Regions from separate parts of the Homo sapiens genome. Here region 2 is linked to region 1. A link is an interaction called in ENCODE POLR2A ChIA-PET data of the cell type or tissue named here. Cell type or tissue: Panc1. All regions are shown on one strand. Links, peaks and the distances in the headings refer to the core of each region. The heading gives the core; the rest is flanking DNA. Region 1 overlaps ARHGAP24 (Rho GTPase activating protein 24). Region 2 has its middle 17 kb from the start of ARHGAP24.

Region 1 (11,647 bases), core at 2,343-10,342:
CTACTACGACTACTACTAAAACTACTACTAACTACTAACTCAAATTACAACCTTCAAGTGAAAAGAAAAATAAAACATATTTTAAGGATTATAGGAAAAAAATTCTGCTTCCTAACACGGCTATGGAATGTAACATTCAGATCAATCAAATATGAAGACTAGTGATGTCGTCTTACATAACATAAACAAGTAGCCAATTTCCAATTAATTAGAAAAAATAATCATATTATTAACACTATCATAAACACAATTCAGGCTTGATTTAAGATTCAGAAGCCATTCAGAATCTTGTAATACTATAAAATCAGTTAGTAGTAGTTTTATCATTCACAGAATGCTAAATAACCTGGATTCAATCATCATTTCACCTTTCCCAACTATACCAACAGTAGAAGATGTCATTCTTCCCGCTCCCACAACCAAAACATTTCTTTAGTCTGTCCTCCGCATTCCCTCCATGCTAACCAGCTTTGTCCACCCTTCACTGCCAGCCCTTTGCCTCACATCTAAATGATGACTTCATTGTTCTTCCCAGTTTTAGAGCTTCTAGAGGCTCACCTCTCAGTACTATCACCAGGCCGATACTTCTGAAACATGTGTTTTATATAATCCAAAACTTTCAATAGCTGCCAAATGCAGAGCATGCCATGTTCAAACTTAGTCTCATGTTCAAGGTGTCATAATCTAGCCCAATATACCTTTCCAATTTATTGTTCATTATTTTCCTCCAGTAAGTGCCCTATGAGGGAGTCTTCCAAATCTGTCTATTCCATGTAACCCAAATATGCAGTGCTCGTCCTTGCCTCTTTCTTATTGGAACTTACTACAGCTAAAATTAGCAGCAGCATCGTTAGCAGCAGCTTCAAGAGCAAACGTTATATATTATTTACTATGGACCAGGCAATGTTGTAAGTGCTTAATACATATAACTCACATAATCCTCACAATAACCCCGTTAAATAGATGCTATTATTATCATCCCTATTTCACAGATGGTCCAAAACAACTAAGTAACTCATGCAAGTTCACACAGCTAGTAAAAGAATAGAACCAGAATTCAAGCCAAGCAGTTTGGTTCCAAAATTCTACACTCAACCACTATCAATATGTCTCTCAATTACCTATTAATACACTGTATTCATTGTCAGAAATTTAACTAGTCATTAATTATTTCATACATGCTACTTTTATCTCTTTAATGTCTTTATTTCTTTTGTTTTATTTCCCCCTTTAATATTGAATATATAGTTAGCTCTAAGCATGACTGTCCCTAAGGGAGACCATTTTATTCAAATATTTTATCTGAAAAGCATACATATGAAAAGCATAGATTCATGCATTCTGATTAGTCAAACTGCACAGAAATAGATTTCCTACCGCCAACAGAGTCATTTGAAACAGGGCTGGCCTGTGGCAAGGGGACTGAGAGGAGAAAGATGGGACCATGCGCTAGGCAGTAGCTACAAGAGAATTCCTACATCAGAGGCTCTGCAGGACAGCTTTCTGCTTGCAAGGTGGACCAGAGATTCAAAAAACTTGCTTTGAAGCTATAGTTAACAAACAAGTACACTTACTTCAATTATAGGTTGTATATCAATAAAAATAGCAGCATTTCCCAAGGATATTCTTACTTATACGCTACATAAGATTAGGAAAGCATACACAAGCCATATTAATTAAATTAATAATTCATTAAATTAAGCATTGAGGAGAGTGGACTGCACCCCACTAACACCTCAAAATTTTATTGAGCCACTGGTGACTGACGCATGCTGATGACCTGATGAAGGAAGAGTTAAAGGTTTTAAGATGCTTATAGAAGGGTCACCTCTTTACTTTCAAATGAAGCATAACTCCTGTAAGCTTTTTGAAGGAGAAGCACTATTTTAAAATACTTATGCATAGGAATACATATATAAAACTCTAAGTCTAGAAATTTGGGTAAAATTCTAATTTCTTTCTAATAGTGTACTAGGTCAGGCCTTCCACACTATCGTGAAGAATAAAAGCTCATTGTTTGAGGTCCAACTCAAACGTCAACCCACCTGTGAAGTTTTCTTCTGCATAATTAATCACTCCTTCTTCTGTTTTTTTATGGCATTTTATAAGTATCTCTATTGTTTCAGTGATTACGTGATATAATTACTACTTAGAAAATGTGCTGATCTTGACTTCTAGCCTGTTATCAACCCAAATATCTATCAAGAATTGAATGAATAAACTATGATATCATCATGCAATTGGTACAACTCAGCAATGAAAAGGAACTGATTACTAATTTTTGAAATAATATGGATTATTTTCAAAAAATTATGTTAAGCTAAAGACGCTAGACACAAAAAAATATATATTGTTGTCAAGAATTGTGAAGGATCTGGGATTTTACCCAATGAGCAAGTTATTAAAGGTCATGGATGGGCCGGGCGCGGTGGCTCACGCCTGTAATCCCAGCACTTTGGGAGGCCGAGGCGGGCGGATCACGAGGTCAGGAGATCAAGACCATCCCGGCTAAAATGGTGAAACCCCGTCTCTACTAAAAATACAAAAAATTAGCCGGGCGTAGTGGCGGGCGCCTGTAGTCCCAGCTACTTGGGAGGCTGAGGCAGGAGAATGGCGTGAACCCGGGAGGCGGAGCTTGCAGTGAGCCGAGATACCGCCACTGCACTCCAGCCTGGGCGACAGAGCGAGACTCCGTCTCAAAAAAAAAAAAAAAAAAAAAAAAAAAAAGGTCATGGATGCTAGCAGAAGACACAAGACTCCTGGGTCAAAAACGGAGGACTGTTATTCACAGCAATAGGATCAGTGAAAGTATCACACCTGCACAAATACCGGATTGTGTTACAGGCAAGAAACCTACAGTTTTGGGAACCTAAATCTATTATAATATATATTAAGCCCAGAGGGACACATTATCTTTAGTAAACTGCACAGTAACAAACCTTCCCTTTTGTAAGGAGTAAGACATCTTTAGCTTCCAAGGCTGTTCACTATACAAACACCTGTAAAAAAATACTTCTAAGCAAAAGCAGTGCCTCTGCTAACAAGACAAGCAGAATTTTATAAGACTCATGGAGAATTGTTTGCTAATAATTATATATTTTCATTCATATAGCATTCTGAAATAGGCAAAACTAGTCTATGGTGGGGAAAAAATCAGAAGAGTTATTGCATGGAGCCAGATGTGATTATAAATACAAGGAAAATTTCTGGCGTGAAGAAAATATTTTATATTTTGTATAAGGTGATTGTTACAAGGGTATATATATTTGTCAAAACTCATCAGACTGTACACTTAATGTATACATAAACTGTATGTAAATTATGTATATACATGTTGTAGTAAACTATGCTCCAATAAAATTGATAGAAACATATGCTGCTTATAGCTGCTTATAACTTCTAGACTGGTATCATCTCAAGGGCAAGGATTTTATTGTATTCATCTATCTTGCTGACTACTGAGAAGAAATTAGCCAACTGAGTATTCTTAGTAGGTGCATCAGAAGATTGGTCACATTGAATTATTGGCGATGTTTAAAATAGGCCTCTGGGTATTCTTCCTTATTGAATATTGATTTGAAATACCACTACATTAGATTTTTAAAAATTTTATTTGTGTTTATTTATAAATATTGATATGATATTTCAAGGAGCCATAAAAAATTTTTATTTTTAAAAATAAATCCTCTAAACACTAAATTATTTTGATGGAGATTAATTTTAATAATGTGATGAGTGGTTTAAAAATAAAAACTCATGCTAGTAAAAATAAGGTGTTTATTTTTATTTTTATTTATTTTATTTTATTATGTATTTATTTATTTTTAGACAGAGGCTTACTCCATTGCCTAGGCTGGAGTGCAGTCGCACAATCTCTGCTCACTGCAACCTCTGCCTCCTGGGTTCAAGCGATTCTCCTGCCTCAGCCTCCCAAGTTGCTGGGACTACAGGAACCCGCCACCACACCCAGCTAATTTTTGTAGAGATGCGGGTTCACAATGTTGGCAGGCTGGTCGCAAACTCCTGACCTCAGGTGATCCACCCACCTCAGCCTCCCAAAGTGAAGGTCATTTTAAAAGTCATTATTTTCCATATTGTAAACCTAGTTCTGTCACTCCTTCAGAAACACAATACTTTTCAAATCTTCAGAATAAAGACATCAGAAAAAGTGTTTCAAATTTGAAAGTTGCAAAGGCTTTTTTTCAATTTTCCTTTCACTTAAGCAATTTAAATTTAGTAAAACTACCTGGTATCTATTAGATGGTAATTTAGCCTAGAAAAGCCTAAAAAGCAAAATTACAGTTTATTTTCTATAATAACAGAATTTCAAACACTTTCTTCTCAATATGTACTTTGATATGATTTTTCAAATTTGTTTTATAGATTATGACCATTTATTTCTTCAAACAACATTTTAATGTGTGTTAAATAATTCTCTTAACTCACATTAAAATGTTGTTTGAAAAAGTAAGACAGTGGATCTAAATTAAGCAGTAAAATGGTTTGTCAGCTTAGTACAAAAAAAATTGCAAGTTTAAAAAGTTTGCCTTACTCATACATCTCTTTATGTTACCTTTTATTTCTCTAGTAAAGACTTGGAAGGAAGGAAAGTAATTCTCTCATTTGCTAAATGGAACATATAGGAAACCATTTTATCTTCATTCCTAACAAAAATACCATCTTGTAGCTTTGTGTTTGTAGCTTTGCTGTATAGATAAACCAAATCGTTTTGGTTCAGATCTTAGAGACTGTGCAAAGCTTTATATTCAGGAGCCGAGACTTTCTCATTGTGTAAAAAAACCTCTCATATTCCATGATATATTTACCATTTACACATTCCCACAACTGTCTGTGAATTCAATGACAGTATTAATTAAATGTACATTAGCAGAAAAGTGGAAACGAATTCTTTGCAAAATCCATCAGGACCCAAATGTCATTAGTAATGTAAAGTAAATTGGAATGCCAATATTTACAATATTGGCCCTTTATCATTGTATAATAAAATCAACTTTCTCTTATAAGCTCAGAAGCTATTGATGACTGATAGAAATCAAAATTTGTTGAGTTTGATTATTTCCAATAACTGAATAGGTATACACATCTCTATACTGATACCAAGATCTCAAAAGTCTTTGTTATGTCATGGTAACTATACCCTCAAACATAAAATCAAATACTTACTCTTCTTTGGTAGAATTCTCAAAGTCAATGAGTCATGGTAAGAGAGTTCAAAATATTTTTAGGTAGTAGTTCAATTACAAGTCAAATAGGTGCGTGGAGACACAATTATACCAGTAGAGAATACACAGTTCAGTGGATGGGGCTTTACTGACCATCCTGTGTCTTACAGAGGGGCACTTGGAGGCCATTGCACACCATAATAAGTATAGTTGCCTTTCCCTCACAGCTTACTGATGAGGTTGAACCCCACCAAATTGCCATTATATTATAGGGTTTTGCATGCAAAAATTGCAATATCATATAATTTAACCTAATATAAAGTCAAAATAGTAAAATAAAAATAATCAACATATAACTACGGTGTACTCAAAATACATTGCTCATTTAAGAGTCTTTTATAGGCAGATTTATTTGCAAAAAGGAAGTAATAATTTTCTACTTCCTTTCTTGAGCCCTGATATTAAAACTGTTGAGCAAATATTTCAGATCTGAGTGTTTAAATTACCCCTTGTTTCTTATCTCACTTCATACCTCAAAATCCTAGAAAGGAGAAACCTGTGAAGATGTTATTTGGTTACCCCTCCCTAACTATTAATGATTACCAGGGTAAAGCATAAGTGGCTTTCTCCCAAAGTGGCACCAATGATTGTTTTTTTTTTTCTTGGATTGCTAAATTTGTTCACTAAGTGTACATCTTCCCTAAATTATCAAGTCATACTTCAGCCTTGGTATACATATCTGTACCTTTAAAGAAGTATCTTTCCATCAAGGTCAGAAAAACCCTGACACCAATATACAAGTGAAAGGTTGAGAATATGTTAGATGACTTGTACGCACCATATCTGGGCTTTCTCTGAATACATTTGAATGACTGCTTTTAAGCTTTCCAATTCCCAAAATGTAAATCAGTCTCTAGGGGCAATCTGCAATAATTAAAATATTTTCCTTTAGTGGTATGCTGGCCACTAATGGCCAGATAGCATTGCCGTTTGTAGCAAAGCTTACTTAGTGATGCCAGGAGTTCATTCCAATCCTTAAGAAAGTTTTCTATAATTTCAAATGCCAACAGACAAAAGAAGAATTTAAAAACTCAAATAGGCAATACTCTTTTTTTTTGTATGAGAACATACCTTACCCTAGGAAAATTTTCAAAATTTAGCAGGAAGAAATTACTTTTCCCTACAGGAATCTGCTAGCTTTATATGGATTTTTACAGCTGCATTGTTTTTGCTAACATTCCTTCATACTAGAATCCTGCATTTCTACTGCTCAAAATATAGACCTTCTGCCTGGGACCAGAGTCAATAATCAAGAAAGGAAAAGAAAGAATGTTGGAATATAAATGGCTGAGCACAAGAGGAGAGACCTTGCATCAATAGTCAATGTGTTTTTCTCTAATTGAGTCTTAGGTCTAAGCCTTATCTTACGAACCAGATGGAAAACCTCTCAAGGTCAAGAATCGTGTCTTATAATTCCTTCGTGTACAGCCCAGAATTGAATATAAAGCAGGTGCTCAATAGGTGCTTGTCCATTGATTGAAGTGTGAATGATAAGGAGACTATGGAAAAAAACACCAGTAGAATATAGAGCATCTAACATACTGTAGTCCTCAGTAATGATGATTTTCCTTCTCTGAATTAATATTCCCTTGAATAAATTGAGAAAAATAATGAGGATTTTCCTCACAACATGTGCTTAGAATACCAAGGTCTCCCATATTGTCCACAGTAGAAATGCAATAAATTGTTGTGCCTTTGAATATTGGTCTTTGATAAAGCACTGTATAAAATCACCTATGACCTAAAATGTTGATATGCTTTTATTGCTACATATCTATAAATACTCTCATACACAAAGGTACCATTCTTCAAATCACCTAACTTACCTAATGAGAATTTATCATTAACAGTTTTAGCAAAAGACAATTCTTCCTCACTTTTCTCTATCTCCCCGAAAGATGTATAATTAAGTTCACAAAATGTATCTATTATAAATACTGCCTGTCATATATGCTATTATTATTTAGCAAAATCCCTGTAATTTTTGTTGTCTGAACACTGCTTTCATTCTGATCAAAAGCCTCTATACCTTTTGTTTACCAGTTAAATCACTCCAACAGCCATTTATTAAAATTAGGTAGATGTATTAATTAGAGTTTGAATGAGTGATAAAAAAGTGTATAACTTTTTTGGAAAAGACTTTAAAACAAAGTCAAAGATAAGTGGTAAGGACAGTAAAAATAGTATATATTACTCACTATTCCAATAGTCATCTGAAAAGAAAATCATTTATAGGTGATAAAGTGATTCACAAGTTTATCAAATAACTGAGAAGCAAACAAGGCTGAAACATTACCTTTCTCACAGAAGTGGTTTTTGACCTCCCTGAGAAGAAGGGTTTATGTGTTCATAGCACCACATTCTTCTCTTTTGTGGCACTTGCCACAAATATAGTTTTATATTCATTTGTGTGGTTCTTTATTAGTGTCTAGTCATGTAAGTTGATCCTAGGTTCTCTGAGAGTAATTAGCATGTCCTTTTTTTTTTGTACTGGAGTAAGGATTCTGATTATATCACTCAACTGAAACAGTGTCTGACACATTAAAGGCAGTCAATAAATACTGCTGTCAAATTTGTTGAATGAATGGAACACAGGTGGAAGTTAAACACCAGCGATGTAAACTAAGTCATGGTATACCTGTCACAATAAACGTCACGAGACACAGGCAATCAACAACTAGGGATACTAAAATGGAGCCCTCATGTTTTTGACATTCAGAAGAGCTTCAGAGAATTGAAAGAGAAATGAAAAAACAGTGACTAATGAGAATGAACTAGCAATTTTACTCTTCCAAGAACATCAATAGTGAAGAAAATAAAGCCATAACTTAGGAATACCGGTTTCTAAAACTAGATAGGGGGGAGACATATTCATAGACATACATACACATCTATATACAACAAAACCACGTTGTAGAAGCTTCTATAAACTCCACCGTAGTCTCTTTGTTAGAGTGCAGAAGAGGGAAAGAAGGTTGAGAAGAATTTGATGGCCAATAGGATGGGCTATGTGATTCAGATGGGACAACATTTGCTTTGGAAATGATTATTCACCATAACCAAATCACATCCCTTATTCTGCGTTTTTATGACTTCCTTTGTTTTATTCATCACCAGAATTGACAAATGGGATGACCTGGGTACTTTTTCTATCTCTAGACCTCCCTGAGCTCTTCGGAACTTTAATTTGTGTACTACCAATAACATTGTAAGTGCCAACTTCTACATTCTTAAATTTTTACCATACATATCTGATTCCCACATTTCAATTAGTAGTTGTATGTTATCCAGTTGAATGTGTGGTCTTCATATATAAGTAGGATACTTTGTGTCTAGCTTGAAATAGTGAGGAGCAATTTTGGGTATAATGACCACTTTGACTCCAGCTTTTTAAAAAACTTTCTTTTCTTTAACAAAAAAGGTGTGATTTATTTACTATCTATTAAAACTATAAATAAATGAATAGGGGTACAAAAATGCATCTTTGTGCATTGGAAAATCTATCAGTATCTAAAACTGAGCTTTTACATTTGAATCAAGGAAATAACATATTTAGAGTTTGAGTTGGACTATGTATGTTTCATATACTTCAACTCTTTATCTTGAGGGACATTCAAACCCACTTAATTAAATACACAGCTTTAGGAAAGTTTTGTTTTTGTTTTTGTTTCTGTTTTCTTTCTTTTTTTTTTTTTTTTTACTGTAAATATGGTCAACAGAAGCCCAACGGACCTTAGCCAGGTGTCTTTTGAGTTGGAGATAGAGCAAGCATGTTCACCTATTCAGTCACTTTCACCGACTGCCTTGAGGCCACTGCTAGTGACTTCCACTTCCATTAGGTTAGAGAAGTCATAAGGAATGATCCTGGTGACGAAGCGTCTGTCTGAAATAGGCAACTAGAGGCTTTGAACAAATAATATTATGCACAGGTAAGAATTAGAACAATATGGCAATGTGGGGACTAGCTTGCTACCCTCTATTTCATATTTCACTCAGCTGCTGCTGAGTTCTAAGACCTTTATCAATTTTTCCTTCTTTTAACCCACATTTATTTCCACCCCACTTCATCTTCTCCAACTGCCTTCTCCCCCAACCAACAAGCCAACAGCCTCACTGTGGCCAGGCAAACATGTCACTCACAGGCTCCATTGGTTATTGCCACCACATTCCTTCTGCTGGAGCAGGCGGCGAAAGGGGAGACCTGGTGAGAATGCCAGCCCAGCCACTTTCTAGCTTCTTCCTGCAGTCTTACAGAAGTTAGTTACAATCTTTCAGTTAGTAAAACCAAACTTGCTCATTGTCATGTGACTTGCAGGAAACGGGAGGATCAAGTGTCAAAGGAACAGAGGGCACTCAATAATCCTTATTTTTCTTTATTTCTTTGAGATCTTTTTCAAGTTACCCAAAACTTGCCTTTCCTTACTGGTAATACTTCTCATTTTTATAGCTGATAATAGAGGAATAGATACAGATAGAGATGTAAACTTAGCCATCTCCTCTGTGATAGCCTCCCTTCTAGTGTTAGCTGCTTCACCAGCTTCCCTAGACTGGGCCCATGTACATCAGATCATTATGCTACTCATTTCTTCATCCAGGACTTGTGGATTTCTTATTCCCTAACTGCTGAGCTTTTCATGTGCAGATTCAGCTAAGATCAATGTTATCCTGGGAAAAAGTGTCTTTGATAAACTTAAAATGTTCCTATAAGTCATCTTTTCGAAGAGAGTGACTTAACATAGGCTAGTTATTTTGTTAGAATCTTTCTAGGAGTTTTAAATTAATGATTACCATAATATATTTTAGTATGTTTAGTGGGATCTTATTACATTTGAATGTATACAAATTTGATAATTACAAAAATATGTAATTATATAATAATCATATTTGTAATAACAAAATTATGTTAGTGATAGCATCTTTATTTTTTTCTGTGGCAACTGACACAGAGACTGAAAGATATATTTCAGATTATATAAAGAGTACCCTATAATCCAAAGTTACATTGCAAGCTGTGAGGGAGAATACCCCTTACTGTATGCTATAAAGCACGCAGAATGCTTCAGCCTCTAAAGCTAATGAAACACTTTAAACTACATTCCCAAAGGCATGGAATATGAGAGAATTCATATTAGACAATATTTTCATCCATACTTTGATTGCTGAATGCATGTCAAGTAAAATAGACTATAAAGACAATATAATTTGACTGACAGAATAATGTAAGTTTAAGATCAAAAGTAAAAATAATAAAAAGGCAAATGTCTAAAAAATATTGGATGCATTTCACCAAAGTATACTTATCTAGCTTGAAAACTAGGAGATTTCTTTATGGACAAAATTAACAACAATTACAGAAAGATAAACTGTCCCCTCCTTCAAGATGATGTCCCAAAGTTTATACAGAGGTTTTTCAATTGATAGGAAACATTTCCCTTGAGGTTTATCACCATAAGCCTGCAGACTTACATAATGAGTAGCCACTTGTCTTTTTAAACTCTCCACCAAATATTCCCACTATATATTTTATCTCAGAATGTCCCCTACAACAATCTATTTAGGCTTTTATGACCTCTCATACGTTGAAAGTAAAACTAACAGCCTTGAAGATGTCCTTGAAGATGACTTTGTTCCAGGTGTCACCCCATGGTCTTAGCAGACAGGTTTCTTCTCCCAAGTCAGCACAGTTTGTTGACAGAATTGGCTTTTGCCTATTGAGAGCTGCATTGATCAGTGAATAGAATGAACTAAGGAACTCAGAAGCTTTCCATCACTGACAAAAAGCAGTGGACAGTATAAAAGCAGTTTATACATTAAGGATTTGCTGTGACTTCCTAGCAGTGACAGGATTAGAATGGTCATAGAACAGAGTTTGTTTTCATGCAGCAAGATCATGAAATGGCAGAATGTGCATGGTAAATAATAAACTGGTAAAAACAACTATTGTCAGATGATAACTGCTCGAATGTTCACGGTATGATCATAACATTTGTGGTTTCCTCTTTCAAAGATCACAAAACATAATAGTTGGTATCAAATATTATATAATCTTAAATGGGGAGATTAAATTCTGTATGGTCAAATTGTTGAAAAAGAATGATGGCTGTACAATACCAATTTTAATCTCCAATTGTACCATGTACTCTTTATCTGAAGAGCATTATATAGAAAGAGACATAATTGTAGAGATTAAAAATAATGTTCAGAAATTAATTATACAATTCTCACTATGAGTATTTGTGTTAATTATTCTCCATTGGCCATCCACAGCCCTCACTCCTATAGGATCATTCTCTGCTTTTCTCTGTCCTGATAAGGAATTCATTCCTTGAAGTCACTACATTTAAGCCATCTAGAGTAATTCTATTTTCCCACCAGAAGTCTAAGTAAAACACTATCAATCACAA
Region 2 (11,647 bases), core at 1,279-9,278, 78 kb after region 1:
CAGCACACAAGGGCTATGGCATGAATAACGTGTACATTGATGTTTGCATATTATAAGCACAGAGGTTCAATTACTTTATAATATATTCATAAAACTGCCAGGCATTTTAGATCCTTTGGAGAAAATGAGGATTGTTTAAAAACAGAAGTGCTCAAATCTCATAGTTCAATATACAATACAATTTGGATATTACTATTAACATTATGATTTCATGAGTCCTAGAAAACTACACATACCAGAATCTGCTCCACTTAATGGAGTTGCAAAGGGTGGGACCAAGAGGCAGGTATAAAACCCTGCAAAAATGTCATCAATGCTAATCAACTTCCTAGAAACTCCCAACAGGAATCAGACCCACCTATTCCATAAGATCTATAGCTGTGCACTGATGATTTGTCTTTTGTTCTTATTTTTTGGTTGTTTGGCACCAGTTTCTTCAAATTATATTTTTCACTTGCTGGCTGAACCCCCCTGACCTCTCTCTCTCTCTCTCTCTCTCTCTCTCTCTCTCTCTCTCTCCATATATATATATATATATATATATATACACACACACACACATACATATATATATACACATACATATATATACACATATATATACACATACATATATATACACATATATACACATACGTATATATATACACATATATATACACATACGTATATATATGCATATTTGTATATATGCCCTATTCTACATGTATTCTGTAGGTATTCTAATAATGAATTCAGTCTCATTGTTCTGTTTAATTGGCATTCTTCCCACGAGAGATTTTCTTTTCAGATGTCTCCCATTGTCTCCCCATTCATTTCATAAGTGTCTTCTGTAGCTGGGAGTCATTGGTGTCATGATGTTACCTCATGGGATTATTCTGAACATAGAATGAATTATTGCATGTGAACTGAGAAGCACAGTGCCTGAAGCATGGAACATACTTGATTCCAACCATTCAATCCTAGGAGATTTTCCTTAAAGTCTTGCTACCTTAACTTATAGAAAATGACCATTTCTTTCATTCTCTAAATGCTCTCTGAGACCTTGACCTTCATGAGGCTCCAGAAAAGACATTATAGAACCAAATCTAGCATTGATCACATAAACACCAAGTGGTCAACACAGTCAGTATGAACACTTGTGGAAAATGCTGAGAAAGACAGAGATTTCAAAGACAAAAATTAGGAAGATGTTCTTTGGGAAGCTGGCAAGTTCACTCAGGTATCAGTTCTACCTAATTCAAGAAAACGAAATGCTGTCCAATCTTCCAGGTAGTTCCTAATATATATACAAATGACTCATGCACAACTTAACTAACCAAATGGTGATTGAATTTCCCATCCCATCCCTGGAATTCCTCTACTCTCCCATTTTATCTTCTCCCCACCACTCATCCCCGTTTTAACAATAGTCCAGAAATAACCCACGGTTGGATTTGTAGAGCTAGGCAAGGGTTGCTGAGGACAGAGGAAAAGGGATGGCAGTTCCCTCTTACACAGGCCTTGTCCTATCTCCTCTCCTCCTTTTTGTGCCTCCCTCAGAGGCTCCCTGTCTCCACATCAGAATGCCTGCTCTGGCTTCTGGGACAGAATGCCTAGGATGGCTTTCCTGATATAAACTGACTGTATATTCTCTCCTAAATGAGGGCACATCTCAGTGCAGTCTGTTATATGCCTAAATCCTTGTGTGAGCAATGGAAAGGAATGTAATTCTCAACTCAAGTGTCTAATTTCAGAAGTGAGTTCCAATGATTTAAGACTAAAACACAGATTCTTCCCTGAGACCGAATAGTGGCAAGTTTCAGAATTAGACCTGAAAAGTGATTTTCCCTTGTCTGTCCCCATTTTTTTTTTCTTAAAAAGAAGCTATGGGTTAGTTTCAGAGACAGGAGATACAGGCCAAAGCTGCAGAGACTTTGTTTAGTCACAGTCAACATGGAAGAAGATCAATCCTTGCTAAAAGGAAAGGGCTACTAGTGGTTCTAAAAACAAAGAAAAGCTCAAGAGACAATAGGAAAACAAGATAGGAAGCAAGCCCAGAATGGAGCAGGATCTCTGAAGATTTGCAGTGCTCTAGGTAGCTCCAGATTCTCGGCTGCCCAGCTCATAGCTGTAGGAGTCCTTGGTTCCATTGCTTAGTGGTTATGTGAATAGGATGATGGGAAGCCGTCTCCCCTGGTGGTTCCCTGCAGCAGCTGGTCCTACTTTCCTAACAATATTTTCACATATAGATATTGTTCACGTGGTGGATAGGTCCTAGAACATTTCTGTGTGATAGAATTATACTTACATGATGGGATACTGTCCTCAAAATATTAACCAAGGTATTCTTTTTTTCTCGTGTTCCATTCTTCCTGTGTCTTTAATCTTTGAGTTCATTTGCGTCAGGTCGAGGATGGTCCAGGGGAAACAACGAAACAACTACCACCAAAAAATAGGTTCAAAAGCCTGTGACTCTGAATGACAGGATATATTGTTTACTGGGATGGAGACCGTACCATCAATGGTAATAGAAAGTCTAGTAAACATAGGGCTGGGCGTGGTGGCTTACACCTATAATCCCAGCACTTTGGGAGGCCATGGCGGACAGATCACGAGGTCAGGAGTTTGAGACCAGCCTAGTCAACATGGTGAAACCCCATCTCTACTAAAAATACAAAAATTAGCCGGGTGTGGTGGCAGACACCTGTAATCCCAGCTACTCAGGAGGCTGAGGCAGGAGAATCACTTGAAACCAGAAGGTGGAGGTTGCAGTGAGATGAGATCATGCCACTACACTCCAGCCTAGGCAACAAGAGCAAAACTCCATCTCAAAAAAAAAAAAAAAAAAAAAAAGAAAGAAAAAGAAAGAAAGAAAGAAAGAAAGAAAGAAAGAAAGACTAGTAAGCGTAGACAATAGACTGGGGAACCATCACTGTGATTTAGAGATAGCTTTTAATTCTGATCTGGAAAGAATTCTCCAATGTGGAGAAATACAGCAGATAAAGGGGATGTGGTACAAGAGAGAATGAGAAACAAAGGGGTGAGACCTAGAGCGAAACATAGACTTGGGCAGGGTCATTATCTAGAGATGGCCAGAACTGCACTAAGGGAGCATGTCTACCACTCCCACACAGGAACTGCATGGGAACTGAGGCCATTGATAGTGCAGTCTCTATCCCAGTAAACAATGTAGACTGTGTGTTCAGAGAATTCTTCTTAGGCCCTCCCTTTGAGATCTAGTGAAGGCCTTCTTTTTACAGCCCCCAACTTTTATCCATCCAGCAGAAAAATGGACCAGCTGCTCAAGATTTCGCTCAGTTATTATGTGACCTTATGCTACCATCTACATGGAAAATCTTTCAACTCTAAACTTGTAAATAGGCAATAGAGACAACACGACAAAAAGTGTTCTTCCGAAAAACTAAAGGTACATGGCGGGTAGTAGGAAATACTCTCATGAACATGTAAACCATCATGTTTTAGGAACCTTAATGGGTAAAATCAGATATTGTGGCCCTGCTAAGAAGTTTACTTCATTCCAAGATACTGAAGTGTTTAAAAGGCTAATGTAATAAAATCTGTGTGTAAAACAATGGTGGTGTAAAGAACGGTGCATCTCATTGGAGAGAACATGGGTTACTAGCATTTATTAAGGACCTACTTTGATCTAAGTATTGTGCTACACCCTTTATATACACTGTCTCACTTGATTCTTAATAGTATGGAATTTGGAAGAAACTGAAATTCAGAGATATTATATTAAACGACATGCCCAAAGTTTCTTAGGGAGTGAGCAGCAGTTCTGGGATGGGGATCTATATCTGTCTAACACCCACTGCAGTGTTTTTTCCTCTAGTCCATGTTCTCTTCCAACTTCTCCAAATTAATTTAGAAATAGCCATCAAGCTTCTCCCAATTGGGGAATGGCTGTCATGGATATCAACTACACTGTACTTTATTTCTAGTTTTTTGTTTTGTTTTGTTTGTTCAGAAAACCCTTAAGCTCTACTCCTTATTACCAATAATGACCCAATCAGTAATGAGTTATTGAATGGCAATCAGTCTTTTCATACCAAAATAAGTAAACCTCATTTCAAGATTTTTGAAATAGGCATATAAAGACTGAAATTGACATGATGAACCTGTTGAAGCACCATAGAGAAAACTGAAGCAAGGCAGCTACACTAGGAAGAGACTGGATTTTATGAGGATTCTCTTGGAGAGGATACAGTAATTGCAGGCAAACAATCCTGACATTTAGTCTCCTGAAAAGCAACTTACTCTCTTCACTCATGAGTAACAGTAGATCAAGGAGTAGGGCTTTCAGAGCAGGAAGCAGTCTCCACGTGGACAAGAAAGGTGGGTAGCAGGTGAGTCCAAATTCAAGTAGGTAAACATCCAACAGCAGGCAGCAGCAAGAAGCTCAAAGTCCATGCAAACAAAAAGCACCCAGGAGATCCTTACAAGTTGATTTAGCAGCTAGGCCCATGTGGTCAAAGGACCAAGAAAGAGTAAACCACCAAGGGGTATGTGAATTGTAGGAGTAAGGAGCAAGCAGGCAGAACTGATGTCTAGTCCCTGCCATGAACTGAGAAAGGGACAGTTTTCTCCCCTACTTTTATTCTGAAACTCTCAGTGTTAGCCTAGAAACAGTTGCTAGAGATTGAGTCCTTGAAGGTAGAAGACCATTATGGCCAAGATATTTTCTGACTAGGATGGGGATAATGATCAAGCAGCCTATAAAAGAAAATGCTTTAGTAGCTACTGATTTTGTGAATAGCTAATAAAAGGGATGTCAATGAAGGCTAGACTACCTTTCACAATATTCCAGCATCATTATCTGCATATGCAGACTTCAATAAATAGACATTAACACTGTATATTGCATATTTTTGTGGTGAATTTTAGACCCATCCAAAAAAAAAACTTTTTGGTAAGTTTTTTGGAGAGTTAGGACTGAAAACCTAATCCAGGAAGTGATAAAGTATTACACTATTTAATACTTGTTATATATAAATCAGTTGTAAAGTTGGGCAAGACCTTGTGAAGGGCAATTTGAAGTGAAGTTCCCTATGTACCTGAGATATGCTAGGAAGACTTAACATAGGAAAAGGCTTGATTTTACCAGTTGTCTGTTCTTTGAAGGAGAATGTTGTTCACATTGATAGATTCCAGAAAGCTAGAAATCAACAAGGACTAACACATGGCCAAAAGGCAGGTAGGAAGTGAGAGAAGAGACTAGTAAAGGTGGCTGCACACACGTTCCAGCCTAAGAAGATTATTTGGTAAAGGTAGCTCTACAATGTGAATTTTAGCTTGGATTATGTCTTTTTTTTTTTTTTTTTTTCCTTTTCCTAGCATCCTTTGAATTGAAAATTTCTACTTTTCTCACTAGGGCCTATTAAAGAAAAAAAAAAGAATTGGCCTTGGGCCAATTTCATTCATTACTTACAACCTCCTTGACATGTACATATTCTTAAAACCTCTCTGCCCTTTCTCCCATTCCGCCATTGACAAACTAGGCAGTGAGATGCTAGGAGTGGTGGTTGTTGTTCATTAACATTTTATTTTACCTACTATTTAATAACACATTTTGAGATTAAAAATCTATGTGTACTGTTCTGAAGTGAATTTTTGTTGTATTTTTGGCCTGGAGAAAATGAAACATGACATAGGATAAAGTGGTAGAAGTAATAGACAAGAAGACAACTTTAAGAAAATGTCAGAGTCTGACAAAATTGTAGTCCCTTTGTGAGAACTTCTTCTAGAAGCTTTTCTCTATTCATGTGCTGGAGTGGTGCAGGATGTGTTTATTTACAAAAAGGCCAGTCCATTCACACAAATTTAACTTTTGTTTCAACAAGAATAAAGTAAGTACCCTTGAATCCAGCAACATCGATAGATTAATATTTGTCTTGTGAGCCCCCAAATGCCTACCACACAGCTGTAAGTGCTTAACTGGCTCTCCAACATTAATTCGTTGGCTGACTGAGATCATGCATGAGTGTAGTACAGCCTGTTCATGGAAGAGAGGGGTGTAGAATTCTTATGACACTGGTGTGAAATATGTAGGATCTAAAGAGTTAATGCATACCGCAGTGGACAGTGTGACCAAAACATGGCAGCACAGAAATGCAGGTAGGAGTGAGTCACTAAGTATTTCAGCTGGTGACCCTCAGAAGAGAAGAAACTGGAAAACAAAGACCAGAGCCAAACACTTATTTTCTCCCTAGGAAATAAGAGTGTCTTCCCTCTTGGGGAAGGAGGCCATTTGGAAGAATACAAGGTTCAGAGTTCAGGAGTCTAGGCCAAGAAGTCAGATGGTGAGGAAGCCAGGAACGGGTGAACTAATAACACAGATGCTGGAGAGCTGGGACAGGGTTGAGATAATACTGGAAAAAGTCAGACTACTGGGAATTTGGCAAAGATAGAGGATCAAAGTTGAATAACGAGAAGCAAGGATAAAGCCAGAAGCCAATAGAGAGTAAACAATGTCATATGGCTGAGGGAAGTAATTTCATTTGTGAAATCTCAACTATAAACACAAAGTTGTTAGTGACTAATATGTTTTGAAACAACAACTTAGTAATTTTCCTATTTTCCAAGGTGGTCATAGTTTCCTAAAGACTAGCTGTAGGTTAGGCTTGACAAGTCCCCTAAGAACTTCCCCAGCTAATGATAGAAAATTATTTGTTCACCTCCTGATCCCCACTTATTTTGTGTTTATTTTGACTATGTCTCTGCTCCTACTCCTGATACCAATATTACTCTCAATGAGCCCAACCTAGTGGGGAAGTCTGTAAAGCATACAATTATTTTAGCTTCTGTGTCAAAAACATAGATTCATAATGTCTTAAAAAGCCTAAGGCCTTTTTTCCCCCTAAAATGATGGCTCTGAAATTATCCGTTATAATTTTATGCCACTACTAGGGGCCCAAATAGTCTGAAACCTTCAAAGATCATTACTTGATATGCATAGCATGTATTTAAAAATGTTTAATACAGATAAGATCACTCATTCTAAGACAAAATCTGTGGAAATACAAAACATAGTTCACCAAATAGGATGGCAAAGAATTTTAGTTTATATGTTTTTAATTAATCAAGCAATAGTTATTGTTTATAAGTGACGCATGTTGAAAGTATCACATTAACTTGCTCTTTTCACTATCAGTCATATTGATGAGCTTGTAAGGCTTGGGCTTTGCCTTCAGTTGCCTGTGTGGAGCAGTGTCTAAATGCAATTTTTTAGTCCAGTTGGTGATTGTTCAGGCATCAAAGATAGCAACTGATCACATTAAAACAAAACAGAGCCAAGTTACTTCTACATTAATGGCAAAAAATGCCAGAGCAGATATATAAGATCTAAAAATTAAATACCAAGCAGATAAAAATACTACATGAAATTAATAAAATGAGGAATTTTAGATAATCCTTGAACCTTATAGCACTCGATATCAATTAATAACAAAAAAGTTACAATGTAAGGAAGGAATGATATTAAAAACCATGATTCTCCTTTAGAAAAACTAATATCAAAACCAGTGTGACACTCCACTTTTAAATTAACATTTTAATATCTGAGTAAACAGAGGAGGAGAATATTTGTACCCCTGAGTCAGAGAGATGCGAGGGAAAAGAAATGTGTTTCCTAAAATCAGTTCTCTGTGATAGTTGGAATTTACAGAGCCAGGAGGGCTCTGGCTGTGCTGTTGCTATTTTGAGCTTTTGGAAATTCTGCCACTAATACTTCATACATCTGAGTCCTCTGTGCCTCACATCTTCCTCCTTTTGACTTTGCTTAGCAATCACTGTGTGTGTGTGTGTGTGTGTGTGTGTGTGTATACGTATATATATATACACACATATATACGTATATATATACACACATACACACACACACACACACACATATATATATATATATATATATATATACACACACACATACATATATAACTTTTTCTTTATAAGGAGAGAAGCCAGGATGTGAAAAGGATCATTGAAAGCATTTGCTCTGGTTCAACCTGCTTGGGGAACCTTGACATTTAGAAAGAATCATGCTTCATTACTCACCAAGAAAGATCTTCCCAGTAGTGTTTCTGTTCTGTCAGCCATTCTCTAATATTTCCATTTACCTGCTCAGCAAAGGGAAGGCTTAGGAAGCCAGTCTCTCTGACAAAGTGCTTCTTTCATCACCTAGATCAAGGGTGCAGGAGCTCTGAACACACCTCACCCAATGGCTCACCAATGAGTGTACTTTGTTCATTCCTTTCTAAATGGAGCAGTTGACCAGGCTGAGGAAAATAATAGAACATAGGAGGCAGTCCAAAATTATAAATTAAAAATATGTTTATAAGAGTGGGATTTCAGTTTTCTCCCAGGCCTACAAGTTAGAATACTAATAAAATGAGATAGTTCCCTTCACCCCTTTGTGGGACTTGCAAAGGGGTTGCCTCATTTACTCAGGCCATAGCTCTCAACCCCTCATGGGAGGGGGAGCACACAGGTGGGGGGGTGCAGGAGCCAGGATGAGTGCTTCTGGGCACTGGCAGGAGTAGAACTCTGTGTGGCCCCACGGCAGCATCTAGGGGGGTATCCATGACCCCTGAAGCCCCAGAGGGCATGTGTTACAGTGTACTCTTTTAGCTTTGCTGTCCATGGATGGCTTAAGTGTTTAACAGCTCAGTGGAGGGTCAGGGTGACAATCTGTTGCAGCTGCCCTCTTGGTACCCAAGTTCTTGTCCAGCATCTAGGAAGAATCAGGTTGCATGAATGAATGGAGGGGTGATGAATGTGGAGGATTTTATTGAGCCGTAGAAGTGGCTCTCAGTGGGATGGGGAGCTAGAAAGGGGATGAAGTGGGGAGGTGGTCTTCCCCTGGAGTTTGGCCATCGCTAGCCAAACTATTCTCCGAAGTCCCACCATCAAGCCGTCCCTCTGAAGTCAAGCTGCTTCTCTCTGACGTCGAGCTGCTTCTCTTCTCTCCCTCTCTGCTGCTCTGCTCTGCCACTCAGCTGCTCTGCTTCTCTGCCACCCCTCTGCCAGTGGAGCCTGGGGTGTTTATGGGTATGAGGGGGTGGGAGTGGAGGGGTGCCAAAAAGCAACATTTGAACAGGAAAATAATAATGTATGTTCTCACTTTGGGCCACATTCCCAGGCTTGAGAGTGTGGCCCTCACTGGAGACGGCCCTCTTCTACCCAGTACTTCCATGCCTCCTGTCCACATCACTAATATTTTGGGGATTTATTCAGAATGCACAGATAGGAGACCTTCTTTAACCATTACAGGTTAATACAAATGCTCTCTTGGCAGGTTTAGGTGAGAGAAATGCCCTATTTTCTGCTGTCTTGGAGATCTCAAGATCATCACTGAGACTTCAGGATAAACAGGAAAGGGGTTACTCTAGCATGAAAGCTTATATTTACATTCCTGATCACTCACTGAGAACCTTAGTAAATATGATTTAACATGTAATATTTACCTGAATATTTCTCCACCTACAGGAGATTAGAAGTAGCAAGCTATGTGAGAAAAGGGAAAGGAAGGAGGGATAAGCAGATTTGAGAAAGTTTGAGAAATCCTGTTAAGGAAGATAAAAAGCAAAAGGCACATAAGCTCAGGGCCTTATTTTATTGCTGTGCCTAAAAAAATAAAATCTATACTGAATAGTATTGCTGTACCAGATAGTAATTTATGTTTGTAATATTATAAACATAGGCATCAAAGGGAAAAAAAACCTGTATTTTCCTTCTCTTTTTTTCTTTTTTTGAGGAGTTTTGCTCTTGTTGCCCAGGTTGGAGTCCAATGGCAGGATCTTGGCTCACTACAACTTCCGCCTCCCGGGTTCAAGCAATTCTCCTGCCTCAGCCTCCTAAGTAGCTGGGATTACAGGCACTTGCCACCATGCCCAGATAATTTTTGTATTTTTAGTTGAGGCGGGGTTTCACCATGTTGGCCAGGCTGGTCTCGAACTCCTGACCTCAGCCTGATCCACCTGTTGACCAGCCTGTTGACCAGGCTGATCCACCTGCCTCAGCCTCCCAAAGTGCTGGGATTACAGGTGTGAACCACTGTGCCCTTCCCGAAGTTACTTCTTAATACACTGCAACTTTGAGTTGAGCAGATCAGTTTTGTGTAGAACAAAAACCCATCTAAGTTCTAGTCTAATACTGTCTCTCTACGGAAGAATCCTGGCTAATTCTTTCAACTGACATTTCCAGTCAAACATTTCTTCATCTGACACCAAATATGTGTAGACATCCTAAAAATAGCCCCCAAAGACATATATAACATTATCGAGGAAAGGGAAAATAAAAAGATAGCTAAAAAGACAGATTTTAGAAAAGCCTTAAAAAATTAAAGGATGAGAGAGAAAAAAGCAAAAACCACTTCAAAAGAGAAATAGAAAGATGAAGACACTGTGTATCTGGAGATTCTGTGGCATGATCATGTTGTTAGGTTATTCCTTGGGATCCCACTGATTCTTTTTTCTCAGGGGGCGGGAGACAGACTAGCTATATGTATCTGATAAATGAAGATGGATAGGTCTTAGCGATAGCAAAGATCAATGGGAGAACCAGCTACCCTTGTGAGTTACTGTGACCACAAAATATTACAGGAGGCTCTTAAGAATGAGGGTTTGGCCCCACGTAGAAGGCAAGAACTTAAAACTTTAAAATAGCCAGGAAAAAACTTCCCCCAAATCACTTAAAATGTCAGAAAGAGAACATAACAAGGAGTAAAGTGAGACTAATTCAGTGAAATCAGAATAACTTCACAATCATGAATGATGCAGGTTGGATCTGAATGATAGGCACATATTTTCTCTCCAAAGTCAGCAAAGAGTTGAAACTTGTAAAATAAAGGGAACTTTACTTGACAAGAAAAAATTGAAACAAAGGCAAGGGATTTGTAAACAGGTTCAAATGACTGGGTTCTGCAGACAGTCAAGAAGGTAGAAGGGTATTTATACAACTAAGTGGATTCAGAATCCCAATTCAACAATGGAGAATTGATGTAGGTATTAGGTATTAAGGATATTTTGGATAGTTGCAAATGAGGACAAAAGGGTTGTGAGAAGAAAAGAGTTCAAACAATCTAAAATTATCATAGATGGAGGAGAAGGGCAGATGTCAGAAATTGTGAGATAAGCCGATTGATAGAGAAAGCTCACTTTTAAAAATATTAAGATGGGTCTCTTGCTTGGGAATTCAAGTATGAAGAGATGTTATTAAAAGAAATCAGCTCTAGAGGGGAATAAGAAATTTGGGGGGGAGGGGGCAGGCGGAGAAAAGCTCTCTTGTCTCATTAATCCTAAATGTCTGTTCTGATTGCCTGAATGACAAAAAGTTGGTCTGGTCTGGAAGACATTATCGTTTTCCAGCTCTGTTCTCAACTCCTTCTGAAAACAATTTTCTTTCTATATAGCTATTAACACATCTCCTCTCTTTAGGAATAAAAATGAGACACAGTGCAGATGTTCAAGGTATTAGGCCCTTCCAGGAACATGAGGGAGAGGAAGACAGGGACCTCTCCTCTGAAAGATGCTGACCAGTGTAAAAGAGTGGCATACCTGGAGGTGCATAATTTGCTTATGAAACAAGGATGTTACATCCCTGTGATGTTTATGGCAAAAGTCTTTTTTTACTGGGACCAGGAAGG

Evidence for each region. ChIA-PET counts read pairs that join two places held together with the same protein. Peaks named below come from ENCODE experiments on the same cell type or tissue, not always from the same donor. Only the 100,000 strongest peaks of a DNase experiment are listed, where the experiment ranks them.
Region 2: POLR2A ChIA-PET joins it to region 1 with 23 read pairs; 2 of 35 experiments call an interaction of 5 or more read pairs at or near these places.

Annotation. Positions count from the first base shown.
Region 1 is chr4:85,532,223-85,543,869 of GRCh38, reverse strand. All of the region lies in intron 1 of ARHGAP24 (Rho GTPase activating protein 24), which reads right to left. Among named protein-coding and RNA genes, the nearest start is that of ARHGAP24, 63 kb to the right of the region's middle. In Panc1, for the core only: no CTCF peak of the experiment used is centred there; no DNase peak of the experiment used is centred there; H3K27ac peaks cover 892 bases.
Region 2 is chr4:85,452,666-85,464,312 of GRCh38, reverse strand. No RefSeq gene overlaps it. Among named protein-coding and RNA genes, the nearest start is that of ARHGAP24, 17 kb to the left of the region's middle. In Panc1, for the core only: no CTCF peak of the experiment used is centred there; no DNase peak of the experiment used is centred there.